Linked DNA regions of Mus musculus: all the other regions are linked to region 3. The links are chromatin loops, found by intact Hi-C in ENCODE. Cell type or tissue: heart. All regions are shown on one strand.

Region 1 (8,000 bases), 130 kb before region 3:
TGACAATACACTGTGGTACGGGCCATCATACTGGGGCCACACCTGCAGGAACAGTAAACTGGAGTCAACTGCACTGAACAGAGCCTGAGAAAAGGGTTCATGAGAAGGGGATCCCAGCTGGCCTGCAGAAGAGGAGGAGGAAGAGGAGGAGGAGGAAAAAGAGGAGGAGGAGGAAGAAGAGGAGGAGGAGGAGGAAGAGGAGGAGGAGGAAGAAGAGGAGGAGGAAGAGGAGGAGGAGGAAGAGGAGGAGGAGGAGAGGGATGGGCCGGTGCAGCTAACAGAAAGCAGAACAGAAGGGGGTGGGGGGATCAAGAGGCAAGCAAGGTGCCACTGGGTGGGGACACACTGTCAGGGGCCAGGGTTTGGTTCTCAGGTGTGTACATGAACTCTCTGATGAAGACAAGGGATGGGCAGGGACCTGCGTAAAGAAGAGCAAACACCAGCAAGTTTTTAAAAACAAATCACAAGTTTAAATGTTATACCCGAATTTCTTTGTTGTTGTTGTTTTTAAACACTCTAGTAGCCCAGATCTAAATTAAAAACACTGAACAAGGATCACTCACTTTCCCAGTCTAGACAAGCTGACCTCACTTCCAAGACTACAGTTCCATGCATGCCACTTAAGTAACTGTGCTGACACTGCCTTTCAAAGCCTGACTTACAAGTGACAGAGAAGGCAGCCCGTCCTCTGCGGGGCCGCTGAGGTGTACTTCTCTTCAAGGTTTACGCATGAAGAGGTGAGTCTCTAAGCAAAACCGTCTTGGTGGTGAGGAAGGACCTGAACAAGCTGCAGTGAGGCCACCATCAGTGCTGTCTCCTACCATGTCTCCAACTGGCTCCTGGTGCTCCCATCCCTCCCTCACTCTCTCCCTAGGGGAAAGAGAGTCTGAGAGCGCTGATGTAGGAGTGAAGGAGTGAAGTTTCATTATTTCCAAAACATGCTTGAGCTTTTAAAAAAAAAAATGCAAGAATACACTTGGAAACCTACAGTTCTCCACCAACACTGGAGCACAGGCCTTGACAGCCTGCAGACCTGTGTATCCCTCCCTCTCTTTTCACACAAGTTGCTACTAAAGACCATATAACATACAGGGCTCAAAATGGGCTCTTCCTAAATACTGTGCTCAGAAGATCTTGAAAGGGATTCCTAGTTAATCTTAATATTGTAGAGAAAAAAACAAAAGGGAGTCTAAGGTAACCTCATGGTTGATAAGGAGTGGCCTCAGACTAAGTCTGCATCACAGCTGCCATGAAAAGCAGCAATAGAGTGAGCCAGGGCGAACCTGCATACTCTCACCTTTTCCAAGCTTTTAAGACTAAAAGATTCAAGGCTGAATCGATTTTTATTAATCTTCAAAGACTCAGTGTGGGTCAAAGCAACACAAATATACAAATACACTAATTTGTGCCCATGCAGATATAAACTATCTAGTGGTTAAGCTTTGTGGCAGAAAGCTGACCTGGGCCTTGTCAAGAGGAACAGAAAGGACAAAGACAGTGTACACTGTCTGCACCGCACAGAAATGCCCTGAAGCTGCTCAAACGCCGGCTTCTGTGGGGATTCAAGCACCTTCAAGACTGTTGAGCTAAGTATTACTAACTGAATTTGAGGGATTTGAGGATTATGCCAAAATAAAGATCGGCATCTAAAGATACATGGAAATAAAGACAAGACTCCAAAGGCTCCTCTCCCCTTGGGAGAACTGTGGGAAACACTCACAAGGGCAACACCTTTATTAGCTGCTCCAGGAAGGCCTTGCCAGAATAAAAGCAGACAGAGGGCACCAGAAAGCCACCATGTAAGGAAGAGCCTTCAGAAATGATGGCCTCTGTTTCTGGTGTTACTACGAGAAATTCTGAGCCCAGAATTTCAGTGGGGAAGACTAGCCCTCAGATCACATGGATGTACAGACTCACCCCACAGCAGAAGCTTAAAGCAGGGCCCCTAAAACACCCATTCAGAGACATCACACATACAGGGTGGAAGGTAGTGCAGTCTACTAAAGCTCATTTCATCCTGACTTCTTTACAGCAGCTCCCTTGACACTGCTGGTAGACAGTCTGCCTGAGGTCTATGTATGAGCACAGTTACCCCTCCATAGGTCCAGCTTCAAGTACCACTCTGAGTGCCAAGGAACTCCAGCGCTTCCTGCCTCTGCCTGCTCCTTCCTCTTCAGTCCTCAGCATGTGTGGAACACTCAGCTCCCCCACTGAACACAACTCACAGCAGCCTCATCTCAGGTTAATTCACGTATACTCCAGTCCTGGCCGGGCCTGCACTTAGCTCCTGAAAACAGAACCCAAAACTAATGCTCAGCTTTCTACCCTTACTTCCATCTGAAGCTGCTGGTACTGGGTTTTCCCGACAGCTCTGAACCAGCCATAACCTGCACTGCCGCCATCCATTTTAGACCTGAGCAGAACCTGACAGATGACCATACTGTTTCTAAGGCCTTCTTGTATACCTTCTCTGCTTGTTTCTTCGCTCTCCCTCCTCCTTGACACCGCTGGCTCAGGAGTCCATGCTCAGACCTGTCCATCCATGGTTCCTCCCTGTAGGACTCCCCACTCTACAGCCTTATCACTTCCAGGCACTCGAGTAATGCTAATGCTACTCCACTGTCTGGCTCTGGCCGAGTGAGGCCTCTCCCCTGAGCCGAACATGCCTCTAACACCTACAGCAGACAACTTTAAAGCTCATTTGTCCAAATCACACCTCAGGCACCCTCCCTGTCCCTCTTCTTCACCCTATTCCCACAGTCTTCCCAGTTGAAAGAACTGCATGCTTACAGTTTCTCTGAGTCCAATTCAACACACACATCACAGCTCCAAGAGGATGCCATTTTTCAGCTCTCACAGAGGAGCTCCTAATACCCAGTTACTCCTGACTATGCCTAAGCCACTTTCAGCTCTTCCCTTACTGGGCTGCCTGCTTCCAGTCTCTTTAAGTCAATGAGTAGGCAAGCTTTCTAAAAAGTACCTGAGGCAGCTACATGGTCTGCTGGGCTGGGCTACACAGCTCAAACACAGTGCCCGACAGCCCTTCCTTAGTGAGAGCTGTCCTGCTGGTCACTGGGTGGCTGAGATAGATGCATGAGGTAGCGGGGCTCTCTCCCAACAGGACTACAAGTAAACCGGAATTGTAATGTGGAAGAGTATCACTCATGTTCTTCACCCTATTTAAAAATGGGAACGCCATTTGAGCTTGTTGGCTGTATACTGTACATCGACCCTGCCCTGCCCTGCAGTTGGGCAGAAGGGTCAGGAGGGTGCAAAAGCGTTCTCCCAATCTGTGGCAGAAAGAAAAGGCTACTCTTGAGCTTGGGACCTGGCTCATGCCTGTAACTCTAGCACTCAGGAGGCTAAGGCAGGACATGGGTACAAATAGAACATCAGCTTGAATCAAGGAGCGAGATTTTATCCATTACCTTAAAAAAAAAAGCAAAAAGCAAAAAGAACACAATTGTGGGTAGTTTTGTAGATGCTGTCCCTCACTGAAGAAATGAGTGTCTTTGCTACCTTGAAGCAAGACACATGCACTACTTTCCAAGTAGCAAAAGTTAACTTTACAAACTTGAGGCCTCTATAATCGTAAACTATGTGCTCCAAAGTTTAAAAAAAAAAATTGAGAGTGGTAAGATGGCTCAGTGGTTAAGAGCACTGACCACTCTTCTAGAGGTCTTGAGTTCAATTCCCAGCAACCACATGGTGGCTCAAAACCATCTGTGATGGGACCTGATGCCCTCTTCTGGTGTGTCTGAAGACAGCTGCAGTGTATTCATATATATAAAATAAATCTTAAAAAAAAATTTTTTGTTCAGTCTGCCAGGTTCAAATTCACAAATGTACAAAGCTGACTGAAATCACCAGCACTGCCCTACAAAGGTCATGTGACATTTCTGGATACTACCATGATCTGAACAAACACCACAGAACAACTCACCAAATACTGAAGTCTCCCAAGCAGAGGCAGATGAATTTCCCACCAGCTCCGAGACAAAAACACTGTGTTCAAAGGATACCCCAGGTCCTGTGGGTCCAGCCTGTCTTACATCTACACACATTGTATTTCTCCCAGGCTAACTGACAGTTGTTTATAGATGGTATTGACAAGTTAAGTCAAATCAAGTTTTACCATCCTGAGATAAATAATACACTACATATGGCTCTTTCTGGGGGAAGCCATACAGAAGGGATGGCAGAGGGGGAGTGACCCAGTGCTCAGCAAAGGTAGGACAAGGCTTCTAAGCTCTGAGCTAAGCCTGTGAAGTACAAGTCTTCAGGACTGGTGCTGCACAGCAGCAAATGAGGCATGAGTGGAGCAGTGCTGTACAGAACTGCCACACCTGCAATGATGCCTTCAGCCCCGTGCCAGACTGAGTACATGAAACCTAGCAGCAGAGGCCCAAGAGGTCACAGTAAGATGCCGTGCACCCTACACAGGACTTCCCTGTACGGCTCTGGCTTCTTGTGATGGTCATGGGAGCAGATGGAGGTCACTGGGAGGTCTTGAATAGTAGTAAGATCTAGACAGATCTTTTCTGTTAGCCGTTGTGGTTGTTGTGTGTGTTAAATTCTATACTTGATTAACCATTAAGGTCACAGTGACATAGCAGAGGCCTGCTGTGTGGCAGGCAGCGTAAGTCACATCTCAACTCTGCACTGCTCTACCGCGGCAGCACCTAAAGCACCAGGACGCCGCTGCTCTACTTTAGCACTGTATTTAGCTGATGATCCTAAATAACCCTCTGTCAGCTTTTGTAACCCGGCACAGACCACATGCCTTGTGATCCACCAGCTGGCTGCGGTAATGCCCTTGACTGGAGGCTTAAAAGCTCTGGTCAGGACGTCCCTGTGATGTATTGTCTTTCCATATCAGACTGCAATGATTACCCCCAGAAGTGTCATCACATAGAGTGCTACCAAAATTAGATTACGGCCAGCTAGTGAGACTCCCTCTCCCCTCTGGTACCACCATGGAGGCTGCTGCTCTTGCCTTTGTCTGCAGGATCGAGACGACACAGCTCTTAGGTTTACAGGATGTGGGGATAAGAACCATCTGCCTGGCCTGGTATTTCTTTAATTAAAACTTTAATTACAGATATATCTCTGCACAGATATGTGTAGTCTATCAGCTCCTGCTCTTAATTACCTGCACTAATGAGAAATGAAGAGCTTGTATTCGCTGAGTGTCTACTATGTGCAGGAACGTGTGCCAGAGGCCTAAGGGGAGCCGGAGCCCAGCAGGCGAGACCCAGAGACAAGACTTGGGCCAGGAATTTCACCTGTTCCTCGACCTGTCCTCTTGGCACCATCTCTAGAAAGATGAAGGAATAAGAAACAGAATCTGCACAGGAGACAGAAGAGGACTGGAAGTAAGGGGTCAGCCACTCCCACAGGACTATGGCCATCATCTTCTGGTGGAGTCAGTAACTGGGGATGAGAACTACAAGATGCTGCTGTTTCCATGACATCCCCCTAAGTCTGACGCCATCTTCTTTATCAACACCCTTCAGCTTAGGCAGAATTTCATGGGGAATGACACAGAGCACTTCCCACAGCCACAAGGGCAAAGGTCATCAGGAGGGCCGCCAAGGTCACCAGGTGGCACCTAGGCCAAATACTCAGCTCTAGAGACTCGCACAGAGCCACCACACTCCAGCCCGAGGCCTCTGCTTCCCTCAGAACCACCCTAACCTTAAGTCACTCGCTCTTGTGGAGGGAAAGCAGAAGATTAATTACTCTGACGACTCTACCAACTCTGCTGGAGGCAGGCAGTTAATGGCTAGCTTCGGTGCTGCCATGTTTGCTGCTCCACCCTAACAGGACTGGTGGGGCAGCAGAAGAGGCAGTGGGTGTGAAGGCCTTTCCCTCTCCACAGCAGACTCCTCATCACCAGCATCAAGGGGTGATCAGCTTCCTTGCAGTTTAAAAGCTTACACAGCAGCTATACAGAAGCCCAAGGTAAGAAGCCGCCAAAACAACACCAGCTTATCCTAGTGCCTAAGTGACACTGGTTGGTGACTTAAAGCATGGTGTTTCTCAGCCTACTGAATAAAGCCATGTGGCAAATTACCAAAGTCCTCAAGATGAACGAAATCAGGATAGATGACCGTAAACACAGCCTAAGGATACTCAGACTAATGAAGGGTGGTACCTACTCCTTTAAAAAAAATACCAAAACATACTTTTAAAAGCCCACTGGAACATCTACTATGTGCTGGGACCCCCTTGGAGGATTTGTAAATATATTACACTGTGATGATAGATACACTGTAAACATCAGGGATTTACTGGGGGGTCGGGGGAGACAGTGCAGAGCTATGGAGGAAGAAAGGAGAAAGGAAAATTAAATGTTGAAGACATGAGAGAAAAGAAAGGTGGCAGAACGAGGAAACAAGAATGGCCCTTGGTGCTTAGTTCTAGTTGTTTAATACAGCCTAGCACTTAGGAGGATGGTCTTGACGAGGAACTCTCTAGACCGGGTTGTCTTGTGAGTACACTGGTCAGGGACTGTCTTGATACCTTAATTAATATGAAAGACCCAGCCTGCAAGCGGGTAGCTCAGTCCCTGACTCTTAAGTACCAGCGCCGGCTTAGCACTAGGTTCAGGGTGTGCTGCTCGAAGCTCTAGTGAGGACCTGATGTGACCTGATGTGACCAGCTGGCTCAAGCTCTGCTAGGACTTCCCCACAGTGCTGGACTACAGCTGCAAGTTTTAAGCTAAAATAAACACTTTTCCCCCTAAGATGATTTCTGTAAGTTTTTTGGTTTTATATCATAGCAACCGAAATGGAACCAGAGACCTCTACTCAGGAACCTCAGAACGTAAGCACAATGCTGGCTTCTCTGATGGCTTCTCACTCAGGGCTATTTCGCAGAGCAATGGCAGAGGCTCCAGGCACTGGCTAGTGTTGGTTGAACATCTAAACCAGCAGAGAGAGCCATTTTAGTTTTCAGTGTAATCTGCTCTGGAAGGAACAGCACTGGCCCAGATATTCCAGACAGACACATTTCCATGTGTGCACATCATTTACCTGCTTTTCTCTTTCTTTATAAAGTAAACGTCCAGGATTTCTGATCAGTAGTTCCCAGCTAGGAAAGGATCAGAACAAGGGTAGACCATTTATCCAAGTTTTAACCAATTATGCAAGGGACTCTTCAGCACACAGCCAGGATTAAAGAAGCCACTGTTTCCAGTGAAGCCTTACTAAGCTTAGGGCAGTTCTGTTACTGTCTGATGACTGAGGGGAGAGATGAACCCAGCTGAGGCCCTGCAGCCAAAATAGCAAAGCTGTCCTGTGCAAGGCAGCAAGTGTCAGTGACAGCTGCTCCCGAGTGGCAGCTCTGGAGCACCAGGGCCATAAGCCTGGGAGTGTGGAGACCTACCTGAGCACCAGCACAGTCCTGCAGGCCGCCTACCTCCTGGGTAAATCTGACGATTAAAATGTGTAGACAGTACTGGGAAGAACATGTGATACAGATTCTTACACATGGTGGCAGGCAGGTCACATCCCTTGACTTAAGAGGACACTGAAGACATATGCAGTTGAGAAAAACACTGGGCTGCTCAACACCCTGACTCCCAATATGCTGGCTGCAGGGCTTACCAAGGGAGAGTGAAGGGCAAGTGCAGCTAACCAGGCAAACAGTGATTGCCTCTTTACTCGTCTTTAATCTTCAAAGTCCAAAATAGGTAAATAAAAGAACCTTTAAAAAAAGTAACAGTAGTAGGTGAGGCCGCTCCTGGTAGCGGGACTCTGAGAGATGAGGAAGTGGAGTAGCTCTGCCCTGAGCTTGCCTCTGTCCTTACTCACCATGTCTGTGGGTCTTCTGTTGGGACTGATGAGGGGTGGGGTGAGGGCTGGGGCCCACAGCATGAACATCTGCCCTTAGCACTGCCCTACAGACCTCACACACTCCGGCTGCTAGAACTCACCATGATCCTGTGAGTGCGTGCTATCACTGTCACCCCATTAAAGAGGCAAAAACTCAGGAAT
Region 2 (8,000 bases), 57 kb before region 3:
AGGCCTACAGGAACATACACAGCAGGTAATCAACTCTTCATTTTTCCAAGGCTCACTAGCACCCTAGAAACAATCAACTCCTTTAGGCTGACAACAGACACAAGATTTAAAACAGCCTAAAAATGGGAGACACACAGGAAAATCAGAGCAAGAGCTTTCCTTTCTGGCAGCGAGTACCATGCTGAAAAGCAAAGCCAGAGCCACCTGAGACACCTCCTTACTTGGGAAAGCAAGGTGGAGGGCTCCCTTGTTAGGAAAAGAACTTCAAGAGAACAGAAACAAGAACACACAACACACAGCTGGAAGGTGAGGCTCTACACGAAGTCTGTCAAAAAGTAAGATGACACTGCTGAGCGAGAGCACGAGACAGGGAGGTGAGCACCTGAGCAGAGGCAGGGCTGTGGGCCCCAGAGAAAGAACCTGGAAACCCTGCCACCTTCCCGGGAAGCAGCGGCAAGCACTTTTCCGAAGGCACCTTCTTCTAATTTCTTAGCGTCTCTCACTTCACTGGCTGAAATACAACAGGGATGTACTTGAAGCCGTCAGTTAGCTCCCAGTTCTATCAGGGAGAGGCAGCCGCTTCTCCATTTCCTATCATTTCCCCAAAACACAGGAAATCGCTTTCTCCTACACTGCAGGGGGAAAAAAAAATCAAGATAAGAACTTTCACTCCCCACAGAATCAAGCTGAGAATACTGTCCCTAGATTCCAAATGGAAAAGTCTGGGCATTCATCAGCAAGCACTCCACACATGGGAGAAGTGCCTTTCTGCTTATTCAGTACAATACAAATGACAAATGAAGGAGTAGTGTGACATTGCTTTTATCAACGACACCTTGGCTTCTTCTAATCCTGAAGCCACCAATAACATACATGGGTAGGTATGTACAGATACACACATTCTGGCAAATTAACACTCCACCCACTCTGACCATAGAGCTGCCACCTGACCCTTCTAACTTCTTCTGGGTATGTATAGAATGCTATTGCACATATGCACAAAGTGGTCTGTGTGTGTCAACAACTGTGTCGAGCACCCAATTTCCGTGATGTCAAAGAGAACCAGAACAGCAAAAAGTAGAGAAATTGCCCCTTTGCTTGAAAGGTGCAAGATCCAAAGAAATGTTTTGATCCCACTAGAGACATACCAGGGCCAAAGGAAGATTCTGGTACAACAAGGAGCACACAAGCTACCTCTTCTCAAATGGCATGTGGGCGACAAGGGTGTCTACACTCCCTATTCTGGATAGAAAGGCATATGGCTTCTCCTTACCCAGCCAACATGAATACAATTTGAGAAAATTAGAGAAAGTCAAGGTAACAGGCTCACTAAATATGGCTGACTGGGAAACAGGAGCCATAAGGAGGGTCTGAGTTCTCTCAGAAAAAAAAAAAAAAAAGAAGAATTGGGAAGTTTATTTCCAAGAAAGATTCAAAGACTTCTTGAGAGTGGGATGCATAAAGTCTGGTTCTTTCTGCTCAGAAGACAGGAATCAGAACACCAAATTCAAGGGCACTGGACCCTTTTCCCAGTGGGATAGTGTTAACTGGTGAAGGGTGCCCCCTAAGATCCAAGAGTGAACGGGAAGCAATAGATCCTTCTTTTCCTGCAAGAAACAAGTACTGAGGTCCCTTACACTCAAGTGGTAGGCACATCGGAAGTCCTGCCTGCCCTACATCTTACTGGGGCGCCCACCCTGGCCCAGACAGGGAACTCCAAGGAGAGAGGCAGACAGCTAGGGAGAGGAGCATTGGAGCGTCCGGTTTTCCCAACAAGAAAGAGGGCAACTCGAAGGGTGTTCAGGAAATGAGCTCACCCTAACCCAGGAAAGTGTACGGAAAGAGTACAGATCTGGAAGAAGTGTCTGCCTGCCTATTTAGAAATGACTTCAGAGCTGCACAGGGCCCCACAAGCCACTGGGTGAGCTAAGAAGGAAGAACATGGGTAGCCCCGAGTCCCCTTGTCCTGGCCAAAAAAAAAAAAAAAGATTAACCCAGCGTGCAGAGGCTCCGCGGCCCCACGAGAGTCCCCTCAAAAAGGGGACAGGCTGACACGGAACCCTCAGTGCTCGGAGAGGATCGGGGTCACGGAAGGTAAAGGGCATGGCAGTGTGGAGACCCCACCCTCCCGGTAGTGAGGGTGCAAGGGCAAGTGTGGAAGAGCATGCTGTGAGGGGCGGGGAGGCCGCGCGAGGACCCCGGCCCTGCTGGGGGAGGGGTCGCCCGGGGCCTCGGCCGAGGGGCGCTCGGCACGAGGGGGGCCCCCTGGCGGGGACCCGCGCGGGGACACCCCCCACGCCGGCGCTAGGAGGCGCCGCGCGGCCCGAGGGGGGCTGTGGAGGGGAACGTCCGGCCCTGACGCCGCTACGGCCGCCGGCACCGGTGCCCGCGAGCCCCCGCGGCCCGGGAAACTTTCCGCCCCGCGGCCCCCTGACACCCCGACCGACACGGCGGGGATGCCCCGGGCCGGGTGCGGGAGGCGTCGCGGCTTCTCCTCCTCCTCGCTGGGCCCGGCCCCCGCCCCGCGCGCCCCCCGCCCCGGCCTGCCGCCCCCGGGGCTGGGTGCGGGGCGCCCCGCTCGGCCGGCCCGCGAGTCACCTCAGGACTCGGCCGCGCTCCGCCCCCCCCACCCCGCCGGCGCCCTCCCCGCGCCCGCCGCGCCCCCGCGCTCGCGCCCCGCGCCGCCGATGCCCGGGATGTCCGGCGCGGCCCCGGGCTCGCCGTGTCGCCGCCACCCTGACAGCCCCGGGCCCTCACGCTCCGGCTCTCACCTTCCGGCTTGTTTTCGGCAGCCATTTCCCCTCCGCGCGCCACATCCTCCTCCTCCTCGCGACCGGGACCCCGAGCGCGCGCCTCGTACCGCCGCCGCCGCCGGCCCAGCCACCCCGCCGCCGCCGCGCACCCGCCCTGGCCCCGCCCCGCGGCCCACGCACAGCGCCCACTGGTTGGTGCGTCTGCCAGTCACGGCTCCCGCGACCAATCGGACCGCACCAGGGGTCTCACTACTCTCCGGGAGGAGCGTCCTATCCACCCTGTCCATTGGCTGATCACCACCGCACCGACTAAAGTGATTGGCCTGGAATCAACGCCCCCTCCCCACCCACTCCCGGGAAAACCCGCCCTCCAGACCTAAACAAAGCTTCCTAGTGGACAGAGGTCGAAAGGATGGCCCAATCAGGATGAGGCTGACACGGAATATTTCCTCGAGGCCGAGACGTGGTGTTTTGATTGGACGTCACTACAGTGTTTCCCAAGCCGTCCAGACCAATCAAAGGGGGTTCCCGGAACTCGGGAACGGCTGTGGGAAGCCCCGCCCCCCAGCGTGACCGTCATGAGGAAGGCGCTCGCTCATTGGTGTGCTGGGGCTTTTCCCGCGTGCTCCGGGAGCTGAAGGACGTTCCCGGGGAAGCCGCTGCTGGCGCGTGGGGGTCCCGGTGTCTTCGGAGGACACGCTGGGATCTCCGGGATCCCGCAGCCTGCGGCGCTGGCGGGGGGCGGCCCTGCCGGAGGGATACGTAAGGCACCGAGGCGTGCCGGTTCACAGCGTTCCCGAACCGTTTAGCCGAGAGTCGGGGCGTCGCTGCCCGACACGGGGGAGGGGCGCACCTCCCGGCAGACCACGCCCCTCGGCCAAATCCCGCCCCTTCCTGGCCTCAGCCCCGCCCCCTCGGCCGGCGCAGCGTCCCCGCGGCCACCCTACGCTCCCGCCTGCCTTGCGCTCCTCTGTCCCCTTTTCTAGCGGCTTAAAATACTGAAACTTTATTTTGGTCACGTTGCCCATGTGACCGGCGGAGCCGATGAGTCATAGGTGCCTGTCCCAGGCTGCAGCCGCGGATCTAGGGCTCGGAACGCTCGACCTCGGCTAGCCTAGCCAATCCCTCCCGGGCTCCCGGCGCTTCGGTCGGGTTCCAGCCGCAGCTCCGCGCAGCTCTCCTGCCTGTAGGTCCACACCGGAGAGATTCGCACGCCCTGCAGACACAAGCCCGGGCCAGAAGAGCTGCAAAGTACTGCGCCTTCTCGAGAGAAATCAGGGGCTCTGAACGTGGCCAGAAAATAGAGGAAAGGATGGAAGGAGAGAGGGAGGGGAAGGGCAGAGTGCAGGAATTCCGCACATAGAAAAATAAAAGGGAAGGAGAAGAGGGAGGGCAAACACCATGCAGGGATTCTGCAGGTGCACTGAAGGGAAGCGGGAGGGAAGGAAGGAGAATGCACTTTAATGAAAAGCAGCTGAGCTCCAGATCCTCTCTGTAAACTTGCACTGTTTGATTCCTCAACATTTTTTTCTCTCTCTCTCCGTTTGCTACTAGCAGAAACACTGAAAAGTCGATCGAGTGTTTTGGCGTTAGGATTGATCGTCAAAGCCAGTCTGTGCCAATCCTAACAACGTGTGGTCTTCTTATGATGGTCACCGTTGAGAATTGCTTAGGTTGTTCCAAAAATAAAGATGTCCCAAAAGAATGTTTTGTATTGTATACTCATTCTTCAACAAACTTTAATTTTATGAGCCTCAAAAAAAAAGGCGAAATTTTTAACAACCAGGGTACAGTATTTTATCGATTAGCATTCTTAATAGCACTAGTGTAGACGATTTGGGAGCGGAAACCTGCCTCTGGAAACGCTGGTGGCGTTGTAAGTTAGAATAACTCTTTCAAAAAGCAATTTCACAGTATGTATTAAAAGCCGTAAAAATATCTACATCTTTTGACCTAGTAATCTTACTTCTGAGAATCTGTTCTAAGGAAATAACTCCAAATTGGGTGTGGGGTTGCTCAGTGTGTGACGGTGTTCTTCACTAATCACTGTGTTTGTTACAACAAAGAAATGAACGCTGAAGGCTGGGGAGGTGGCTCCACAGTGAGAGGCTCAATCGGCTTTCCCAGGGGACCCCAGCCCCGTTCCCAGCACCCACACTGGACAGCTCAGAACTGCCAGGGGCTCCGGCTCTAAACCACCCGTGCTCATCCCTCATATATACCACATATACCTGTACATCCCTCATTCATACACATAGTTAAAAAAATAATAACGTATTTTTTTAAGTGGACACGTCCCAAAGTGCTAATGTTGGCTGTTTAACAGATAAATTGTCAGAAGTGGACAATCACTTATTGCTGGAGGCCCGGGAGATATTCAAGTTTTTGGTGTTCATTTACAAATATAACAGAATGACGGTACAGAATACTGCATTTGAGAGCTAAGGATGTGGCTCAGTCTGGAGAGTGTTGTGACTAGCATGGGCGAAGTTTTACATCCCATCCCCCACCCACCCACCGTATGAACCAAGCATGGTGGCACAGGCTGCTAACGCCAACACTCCGGAGCCGGAGGCAGAAGGGTCAGAGACAGTCAAGATCTCCTCCAGTTACAAAGCAAATTTATCTCAAAGGAGAGCAACACACAGACAGAGTGAGCATGCGTGCTTCATTTTATAAAAGACTGGCGCAATGTGTTTAAGAAATGGCATCTAGGAGGTTGAGACTATTACCTAACTGTCTCTATTTTTCTATAATATAGCCACAATACAGTTACATTGCATTTATAATTAAAGTTAAAATCCTGAGCTAGAGAGATGGCTCAGCAGTTTAAGAACACTGACTGCTCTTCCAAATGTCCTGAGCTCAAATCCCAGCACCCACATTGTGTTTCCTGTCAACAACCCCAGTTCGGGAGGATACAGCACCTTCTTCTGGCCTCAAAGGACATTAGGCACAAGGTATACATACACATATGCAAGCAAACCACTCAATAAGTTTAAGCCAATAGCAAGCCTGCACACACACACACACACACACACACACACACACACACACACCTGTAGTATCAGATACTCAGGAGCCTGGTACAAGAAGATCACTTAAGCACAAGGACTCGTGGCCTCCCTGTCAACACAGTGAGACCCTCTTGTAAATAACGATGACGATAACAACTGCACCTTCCGCATGCTGTGGACACACATGCTGCATGTACTCCTGAGACTATACCCATGAGCAGAGAGCATCTATCTTCAAGGAGCTCACAGGCTAACAACATTAACAAGAGCCCGGGAGAGCACTGTGCAAACATGGAAAGCAGTAAGCAGTGTCACATGAACCTCTGGAGTGTCACCATCACCATCAAAACCCATAGACCAGGCACTATAGTAGGCCCTTAATGAAGAATAGAGAGGTCCGTAAGACACGGGGTCTCTAAGGCTATTTCAGGGGACCCACAAGGCCCAAAGCTTTTCCATGCTCATACCATGTTGGTCTCTCGCACGTGTACAGATCTGCAATAGTCGCGTAGCACATCCTCACAACAACTGTGTGCAGAAAGGAGAGTGCAGCCAACTCCTGTCATGCTCGAGAGTAACAAAACTTGCAAACTTATAAACAGAACAGTGTTGCCTTCCAGGTCATCCTTTGCTTTCTTTTGATAAATAGTTACTATATCTCATTTAAAAACATGATTTGTGTTAATATGTAATGAGCTTGTTATTCTTTGGAAGTGAACTGGTTACTTTTAAATTTTCTTAGTTTTAATTTAGACAATAACATCCAATTCAACATAAGCACACTTACATAAGCCAAAGCTCACTGGGTTCCCAGTGATTTCAACTATATAAAGAAATTATTAAACCAAGGTGTTCAGGAATTCCTGAGCTGGAGAAAGGCTGGGCTGGGGGCTGGGGGGTTGCTTGAGAGAGAAACCAAGAGATGTGCAGTGTGTGTGTGTGTGCAGTGTATGTGTGTGTGTGTGTGTGTGTGTGTGTGTGCGTGCATACAGTATGTGTGTACAGTGTGTGTGTGTGTGTGCAGTGTGTGTGTACAGTGTATGTGTGTGCAGTGTGTTTGTGTGTGTGCAGTGTATGTGTGTGTGTGGTATGTGTCTGTGTGTGTACAGTGTATCTATGCAGTGTGTGTGCAGTGTGTGTGTGCAGTGTGTACTGTGTGTCTGTGTGTGTGGTATGTGTGTGTGTGTGTGCAGTGTGTCTATGCAGTGTGTGTGTGTGCAGTGTTTTGTGTGTGTGTGTTTGTGTGTACAGTATATGTGTGTGTGCAGTGTGTGTGTACAGTGTGTGTGTGCAGTGTGTGTGTACAATGTGTGTGTGTGCAGTATGTGTGTGTGTGTGTGTGTGTGTGTGCAGTGTATTTGTGTGTGTGGTATGTGTCTGTGTGTGTACAGTGTATCTATGCAGTGTGTATGCAGTGTGTGTGTGCAGTGTGTGCTGTGTGTCTGTGTGTGTGGTATGTGTGTGTGTGTGTATGTGCGTGTGCAGTGCGTCTATGCAGTGTGTGTGTGTGTGCAGTACGTGTGTGCAGTGTGTGATATGTGTCTGTGTGTGTGCAGTGTGTGTGTGCAGTGAGTGTCTGTCTGTCTGTCTATCTGTCTGCATGTGTCTCTGTGTGAGACATAAATACCTTGTGGAAGTCAGTTCTCTCCGTCCACTGCGAGGATCCTGAGGACTGAACTCTGGTCTTCAGGCTTCATGGCAAGCACCTCTACTTACTGAGCAATCTCACCAGCCCCCTACCTTATTTTTTGAGACAGGGTCTTTCATAAAACCTGGCACTCACCAATTCAACTAAATTGGCTGGGCAGCACACCCCAGAGTCCTCTTGTCTCTGTCACTAGGATTAAAGACAGACATCATAGTGCTCTACTTTTTGTCTGTAGTAGCTGAGTATCAAAAGCAGGTCCTTATATACTCAGCAAGCATTTTACGGACCTAACCTTCTCTCCAGCACTGGGATGCTGGGGAGTTTAAGGATTTTAAGTAAAGAAAGTGGCCTGAGAGCTGATGGATGGAACCGACACCAGTTAGGATTTTTGAGATGAATAGCTTGTTACATTTGGTCAGTATTTACTGAAAGAGAACGAGGACTTCCAGACCACTCCAGGCAGCTTCGTTTTCCCTTTTAGCAATTAAAACACAGAAATGCGCATTAACACTAGCCATGGGGTTGCAGGTGAAGTTATTTAAACAACAGCTCTGGCTGTAAAAGCTTTCCACCGTGGCCTTG
Region 3 (8,000 bases):
AGAGCTGACTAGAGTCTGCCTCTGTTGTGACCAGAAGCCTGAGCAGGAGATGACCAACAGAAAACAGATGTCCCCTAGGGGTTTCGAGTGCTTGTGCAACAGCCTGGCTCTCACGTTCCTCTTTTGATGTGCAAATGACACATCTAGATTGGTCAAAACTCTGGCTGTGACCGTGCCCGCTAGGATTCCCATCTCATCTACCCTGTGGGGACCATCTGCTTATTTACAGCACATCTCCCCTTACCTGTTGACATTTCCATGCACATGCCAAAGCTGAGAGAAAGCCAGAAGCAGGAGGGAGTTGGGGATCTGGGGTATTGGGGTGGGCAACACCACTCATTAGCCAGGCAGGTTGGCATATGGCTAGGGACCAGGGAGTCGAAGATACCCATCCCAAAGTCCCCAGGCGGGGGGTGTGCTCACAATGAATGGGGCACAGCAACAGGCAAAATCAATAGCGCTTCTTTCCATTCTGAAGTTTACGCGTACATCGGCACCGGTCTACCCCAGCCTTTTGTATCCATGGAAACCAGTTATGATGCTACAAAAGAGGATGCTGGCTAGTGCGAGGAAGGAATAGTAGCAACGGAAGCTAGCTTTGAAATGAGCTGTGGGCAGCAGGAAAGACGGGGGGGGGGGGGGGGGGGACTCTGGGAGCTACACCCGGGGGCTATGGAAGGCAATGGGAGTCTAGAGATCACCAAGGACAAAGCTGTGACCTAAGCAGAGCTGATGTCTTAGGTGCTTTTTTTTTTTTTTACTGCTGGGATAAACAACACAGCCAGAAACAGCTTGGGGAGGAAAGAGTTTATTTGGCTTACGCATCCCGATCACAGTCAATCACCAAGACAAGACTAGGAAGAAATACAAGCGGGAACTGGGAGTCGGAAACCAAAACAGAGGCCATGGCAGTGTGCTGTTTATTGGCTTGCTTCTCACAGATTGCTCAGCCTGCTTTATTATAGCACCCAAAACCACCAGCCTAGGGATGACGCCACCCAAAGTGGGCTGTGCCCTCTCAATCAGGCAATCAAGCTAGGAGGGGGTGATCACACTTTTAATCCCAGCACTCAAGAGACAGAGGCAGGCAAATCTCTGAGTTTGAGGCCAGCCTGGTCTACAGAGTGAGTTCCTGAACAGCCAGGGCTACACAGAGAAACCCTGTCTCAAAAAAAAAAAAAAAAAAAACTAAAAAATAAATAATTAAATAATTAAAAAAGGAAAGAAATTAAGAAAATGCCCCCACAAGTTTGCTTACAGGCCAATCTGATGGAGCCATTTTCTCAATTGAGGTTTGTAGCAGGAACTTCTTCGGGGAGGACTCTATGTAAATGTTGGGGGCAGGCGCACAGCCACAAAGCATCTCCTGCAGGAGGACCCAATTGAGGACTGCCTGAGAGACCACAGGATTGCTGGTGCAGACAATGCCAGCCAATCAGGAACTGTGCTTTCTTGGGACCAATGGGGGTGCAAGTGGAGGTATTAAAGGGGCTTGCCGGAGTCTCTGAGGGTGATTTTGCACCACCTCACCGCCAACCTGCAAGGGTAGGTAGGGTCAGGCAGCTCGTGGTCCAGAGCTCAGGCAACATCTGGCGACCAGGTTCCTTCTTCCTAGGTGACCCTGGCTGTGTCAGGTTGATTTAAAAATAAAATAAAATAAAATAAAATAAAATAAAAACACAAAAACACAAAAACACAAAACCCCCACAACCAGGCCGTGCAACTCACTCCTCCTAGGTTTAATTCTGAAGATCTGGACAACTGGGTGGCACCTGCCTGCACCTTTCTGCTTTATCTTCAAGATTAAAGCCAACAGAGTTTTCCCTCTGGTCACAGGAAAAGGATTCTCCGCATGGAGCAGTGGGCTGGAGGGCAGAGGTCACACTTGGGATAAGGTGCGAAGTCTGTGTATCAAGTGGGACCACGACCCTTCAGAAGGTTCTGAGAGACACTCTTCCTAGCCTCCTTCTGGTTCTGGGGACAAATGTCCTTGGCTTCAGGTCACATTGCTCCTATCTCTGCCTCTGGTTCCCAATAGCCTTCACCCCCAAATTCTTTGCTCTTTCTTTTCTTTCTTCCTTCCTTCCTTCCTTCCTTCCTTCCTTTCTTTCTTTTTTTCTTACTTTCAAACTATTTATTTATTTATTTAATATATATGAGTACACTGTCTCTGTCTTCAGACACACCAGAAGAGGGCATTGGATCCCATTACAGATGGTTGTGAGCCACCATGTGGTGGCTGGGATTTGAACTCAGGACCTCTGGAAGAGCAGTCAGTGCTCTTAACCACCCACCTACCTCAACACCCTCAAAGTCCTTTTCTTACAAGAACCCTTATCATTAGATTTAAGGTCACCCCTAAATCCAGGGTAATCTAATCTTGAGTTCCTTACTGATATCTGCAGGAACGTTACCAAATTAGAATCCCACTCCCAAGTCCTGGGGGTGACAGGCCTGAGATGTACCCTGGGAATGCCACCATCCAACCCACTGTGTCTTCTTCCAGGGGACTTTATCTGGCAGCTTTGGTAGTTTACAACCTAAGTCTGCATGGGTGTCTCTCCAGGCCTCCAGGCTTTGGCTGATTTCAGAGAAAAAAAAAAAAAAAACTAGCTCCTACTTTTTTTTTTTTTAAATATATTTATGTAAGTACACTGTAGCTGTCTTCAGACACTCCAGAAGAGGGCATCAGATTTTGTTACGGATGGTTGTGAGCCACCATGTGGTTGCTGGGATTTGAACTCAGGACCTTTGGAAGAGCAGTCAGTGCTCTTATCCGCTGAGCCATCTCTCCAGCCCCCAGTTTCTATTATTCTAAGTCCCTGGTAGCCGGGCAGTGATGGCGCAAGCCTTTACTCCCAGCACTTGGGAGGCAGAGGCAAGTGGATCTCTGAGTTCGAGGCCAGCCTGGTCTACAGAGTTAGTTCCAGGACAGCCAGGGCTACACAGAGAAACACTGTCTCAAAAAAAAACAAAAACAAACCTAAGACCCGGTTATGGCAAGGAAGCGTGAGCATTGCTGCCGTGATTCTAAACACTCAAACTTTGACCTCTTTGTTTGCTCGCCGATTCACCAGAACCTTGTGGGCCTGGTGGACTGATTCTGGACGCGTGCCTAGCTCAGAGTGAGGACTCCCTCTGGCCTTCCTTGAGAAAATGTATCTGTGAATTCTTGGATCTACACCCACCCCCCCAAATGACCCCTGCCGTTGGCTTAGCAACCGGCTTATACTTCCAACACAATCAGCCAGGTTTGGAGTGAGAAGGTTCGAAGAATTGAGGGGAGGAGGAAATGCTCTGCCGCCTACCAGGCTCTCCCACTCCAGCTCAGAAGAGATTTTGAGAGCGCCATACTCCACAGAGAAGGGCGGGGCTGTACTCCAGGCTTGCATGATTGATATGACCCTGCCAAGCCCCTATCTAGTTCTGGGGGCCAGCAGAAGGACCAGGCAGCAGGAGAAAGCTAAATCATCTTGGAGAAGCCCCCACTTTGGTGGCGCTTCCTGGGACCCTTTCTGTGGGGACGCAGGTAAATGTGAGGCCTCGGGTAAGTTCATTAGCTTGTCAGCCTTGGACAGGGTTTTGGCGAAGGGTTCTGGTGGTAATTTCCTTCTCTGTGAAATAAAGACCAGGGTGACAAGCCACCTGTTAGTACATCCATCACTGCCGTCAGGACTCAGCGTTGCGCCTCCAGGAACACGCTGGGCCCTCGTGTAGCACGCTGTGCCCAGAGCACATGGCGGCTTTGCAGTTGTGGCACTGAGCCCCTGAAAACCTACCAGTTAGGATAATAATAGGGAAGGAAACACCTTTGTATCTTGACTGCCACAGAAGAAGCACTCTCTGTTCCTTCGACCTAGAGGGCCTGCGGCACTTTCGCCCAGGTCCTGTGAGCCTGATCAGCTTAATGCTAGAAACTAGGACCGGGAAAGCAAAGCCAGGTGGAACTTTAACTTCCTGTTTGGTGGAGGGGAGGGGAGAAGAAGGAGGAGGGAGGGAGGATTTGGGGAGGGAAGGGGGATGAGGAGGGGGAGGGAGGAGGATAGGGAAGGGGAGGCAGGGAAGGAGGCTAGAGGGAAGGGGGGAGGAGAGAGGGGAAATGTGTGTGTACCCGTGTGCAGAGTGCGCATGCGTCCTTCTTTCTCACTCTCCACGTTACGTTTTGAGACAGTGCCTCTCACTGAATCTGGAGTTTGCTGATGCAGCTAGCCAGCACGGTTCAGGGATGCTCCTGCCTCTGGCTCCCCTGTGTTGAGACCAGATAAAGCACCGGGCTTCTTCCGTGGGTGCTGGGGATCTGAACTCACACCTCCCGCTTGAGCGTTTTAACTGAGCCATCATCCCCACGTGAATTTTCTCCAGACTAAGATTGTCAAGTGCCGCCACACAGCCTACAAATGGTCCCTCTCGGGACAAGCATCTGAGAGAGGTGCCTTTTCCCACAAATCTTTCCCCCTCTCTACACTAAACCTACACGTGCAGTTTTCTTTGCCCAGTGCTGCTCTCAGGGCCCACAAGTCTGCCCTCTGCTGGTGAAGGGACACTTAAGCAGTTCCACAACTAGGAAGCCCGGGTTTGGCCCAGTAATCAGCTTCGTTCCCCTGTGCAAAGTCCTTATCTCAAACTCAGAGATGTTATCTAGGAGTCAGAGCTGTTGAGTGGACTTATAGTACCATTCCCTGCCTTAGGGGATCATAGATAACATCTTTTCACACCACATACCCCAAGGAATTATAAAGCCCACGTTATCAAGCGCAGCTAGAAGTCCTCTGAAATGTCACCGCCACCATACAAATTAATCTAAAAGAGAATAAACACATATCTGGGAAGCCAGCGGTGAAAAGGGACAACCCGAGTCTGGGTCCCTGCTCCTCTGCTCGATGCCCGTGGACCTCACTTCTCCTAGCTTAGCTGGCTTAAGTGTAAAATAAGGCCATTCACAATTACATCAGAATTATTGAAAAGATTAAATGAGATCGTTAATCAAGCAGCATAACCCAGGTGTTATAACACACGTAGCAAACATTCTTTATGTGGCTTTTTCTTTTGGGGTTGGGGATGCAGGTCAGTGGTAGAGTGTCTGCTATAGCATACCCAAGGCTCTGGGTTCAGTCCCAGCACCACACACACACACACACACACACACACACACACACGCACACACACACATACACACATCCCATAGTAGGAGACACACACACACACCATAGTAGGAGATATTGATTGGAGAAATGGGTACAGAAGTTCCTATAATTTGTGGATAGCTTCATTATCCCTAGCCTATGAGAGCTCCCTTAACTAAAAGTGGGGTGAGCATGTGGATGGTGAGAGCTAATTTTGATTTTCAACTTGATGGGACTTAGGATCTCTGCAGAAACCAACCTCTGGGAGTATCTGTGAGGGTTACATCGATTAATTTAACTGAGGTTGGAAGACTCATCCTGATTGTGGGAATTGGCATACGCTTCTGCCCCGTACTGAATAAAGCAGGGGAAGAGGAGTGGAGAGGTGGCCAAGTTAGAGCACTCTCGGCTCCTTCAGAGGACCGGTTGGTTTCTTACACCCATATCGTGTGGTTCACAACCACCAGTAAGAAATCTTTTCTTAGTGAGAAAGCAAGGTGGACACTGAAAGACCCACAACGTGAGGACTCCCCCACGTTCTGACTCAGGAGAGGCGACACCCCAAATCACTCACAAGAAACGGTCTTGCTGCAAACTGCAAGAGGACTTTTATTCAAGAGCGCTCTCGGGCCCACGGTCATACAACACGCAGGGGTAGAGGACCATGGCGCCCCAAGTAACTGGGTAAGGGGGTATTTAAAGGAATAAACCATAACTCAAGGAAGTGGGGAGGGCGTTGTTGGAAAATACCAAAGATACCAGTTAAGAGTCCCAAGGAAGTGCAAAGTCACAAGAGTCACAAGGAATATCTGGTAATTGTTCCGGTTATCTCTCAAGACAGTTTCTAAGAGCCCCTAACAATAGCACATTCTTTGAATGAACACTCTTTGAACCCAGGAAGTGGGTGGGTGGAGGAATGTCGATATCTGTTTTATGATTAGCGTACCTTGGAGCACTAAGTTACAGAGGTCACATTCCAAGCCAGGGCCTAAAGGCCTAGAATTTTGTTTTTACGTTATACTTTCAACACCAGCATGCATCTCTCTCCACTTCCAGCCTCTCCACTGCAGCTGCAGTGTGACCAGCTGCCTCCCCACTGCAGCTGCAGTGTGACCAGCTGGTGTGCAGCTGCAGTATGACCAGCTGCCTCCCCACTGCAGCTGTGGTGTGACCAGCTACCTCCCCACTGTAGCTGTGGTATGATCAGCTGCCTTTCCACCGAAGCTGCGGTGTGACCAGCTGCCTCCCCACTGCAGCTGTGGTGTGACCAGCTGCCTCCCCACTGCAGCTGCGGTGTGACCAGCTGCCTCCCCACTGCAGCTGCAGTGTGACCAGCTGGTGTGCAGCTGCAGTGTGACCAGCTGCCTCCCCACTGCAGTTGCAGTGTGACCAACTGCCTCTCACAGTGCCTTCCCTGACATGATGACTGTACCTTGAAACTGTGAGCCAAAAAACGGCCCCTTCAGTACATTTCTTTGTATTGTGTCACAGCAATGGAAAAATAACTAGCCCTGGAAGGGACCTCCTCCTGAGACTTCTGCCAGACCTGACATGTGCATCCTTGCCACAAGAGGAGAGTGCTGTGTCTGGAGACCAGAGTGAGTAGAAACCAGGGATACTCAGCATCGCCAAGGCGGTGGGGGGAGGGGGGAGGATGCCGGACTCAGCAGAGCTGGGGATGAAACCCCACTCCTCCTTAGGAAAGACATCTTCATCTGTCACAGGGACCAAAGCCACTTCCCTGAAGCAGAGCCCAAGCTGGGAGAACCAGGGCAGGTACACACTGAACAACAGTGACACTTGGAATTCTAGAACATTCCACTGCTGACTTCCTAGCAGCACTTCTGCTTGTAGCTTGGCTTTCTAGCTGATGCTAAGGACAGAAATTTGAAGTCTCTGAATTCAAAAGCTCCCAGAGGCGAGAGGTCCAAGCTCCAGGACCATCTCCCTCCCTCCCTCCTCCTGCCTCTCTCTGTCTGCCCGTCTGTCCGTGTGTCCTCCATGCGTGTACATGGAGAAGCAGAAGTGCTTGTCAGGCATCTTCCTCTATTCCTCCCCACGCTGATTTCTGAGACACTAAGCCTAGAGCTCGCTGGCTTGGCTTGGCTTTGCTGATCACCGGGAAGCCACCTGTTTCTGCGTATTCTCAGCGCTGGGGTCACAATGGTGCACACCACACCTGAATTTCACAAGGACGCCAGAAACCCAAACCTAGGTGCTCGTGCTTGAGTAGCAAACACCACCCAGTAAGCATCTCCCTAGTCCCTATCTTTATTTTTGTTTTATTTATTTTCTGTGTTTGGGTGTATCACCTGCATGCCTGGTACCCATAGGGGCCAGAAGAAGGTGAGGGATCTCCTAGAACTGCAGCTATAGACAGTTGCGAGCTGTCAGGGGGGTGCCAGGAATTGAACCCAGGTCTTCTGGAAGAGAAGCCAGTGCTCTTAACTTCTGAGCTATCTCTCCAACCCCAGGAACCCGTGTCTCAAGATAACAAGGCAGAGTCTGGAGAGATGGCTCAGCAGCTAAGAGCTCATTTTGCTCTTCCTGAGGACTCTGGTTTTATTCTAAGCACCCACAAGGCAGCTAACAATTGTTAGGCACTTCAGAGGATCTATTGGCCTCTGCTAGTCTCCATGACCACTGCACCAACATGATGTGCAGACAAGCATGTAGGCAAAGCACCTATAACACGTGAAATAAAAATAAATGAAACTGGACTGGAGAGATGGCTCAGCACTGACTGCTCTTCCAGATGTCCTGAGTTCAATTCCCAGCAACCACATGGTGGCTCTCAATCAACTGTAATGAGATCTGGTGCCCTCTTCTGGTGTGTCTGAAGACAGCTACAGTGTGCTCACAGAAAATAAATAAATA

Evidence for each region. Peaks named below come from ENCODE experiments on the same cell type or tissue, not always from the same donor. Only the 100,000 strongest peaks of a DNase experiment are listed, where the experiment ranks them.
Region 1: it touches region 3 in a loop (2.0-fold over the local background); 3 of 42 quality-filtered maps call a loop at or near these places.
Region 2: it touches region 3 in a loop (6-fold over the local background); 17 of 42 quality-filtered maps call a loop at or near these places.

What each region holds. Positions count from the first base shown.
Region 1 is chr4:151,782,346-151,790,345 of GRCm38, forward strand. The region is part of intron 3 of Camta1 (calmodulin binding transcription activator 1); the gene reads right to left. Among named protein-coding and RNA genes, the nearest start is that of Gm52710, 50 kb to the left of the region's middle. In heart, no CTCF peak of the experiment used is centred here; a DNase peak (open chromatin) is centred at 4,786; H3K27ac peaks cover 2,098 bases.
Region 2 is chr4:151,858,854-151,866,853 of GRCm38, forward strand. Camta1 (calmodulin binding transcription activator 1) reads right to left here and starts at 2,915. Exons shown (of 24, transcript NM_001081557.3): 1 at 2,772-2,915. The coding sequence starts at 2,816. The region is part of intron 2 of Gm42357 (a long non-coding RNA gene); the gene reads left to right. 9230110K08Rik (a long non-coding RNA gene) reads left to right here and starts at 2,891. Exons shown (of 2, transcript XR_390981.3): 1 at 2,891-4,004; 2 at 4,311-4,458. In heart, a CTCF peak has its summit at 2,264; DNase peaks (open chromatin) are centred at 1,748, 2,078, 3,138 and 3,708; H3K4me3 peaks cover 4,035 bases; H3K27ac peaks cover 3,710 bases.
Region 3 is chr4:151,915,953-151,923,952 of GRCm38, forward strand. No RefSeq gene overlaps it. Among named protein-coding and RNA genes, the nearest start is that of Dnajc11, 14 kb to the right of the region's middle. In heart, a CTCF peak has its summit at 4,528 (motif pointing left); no DNase peak of the experiment used is centred here; H3K4me3 peaks cover 736 bases; H3K27ac peaks cover 761 bases.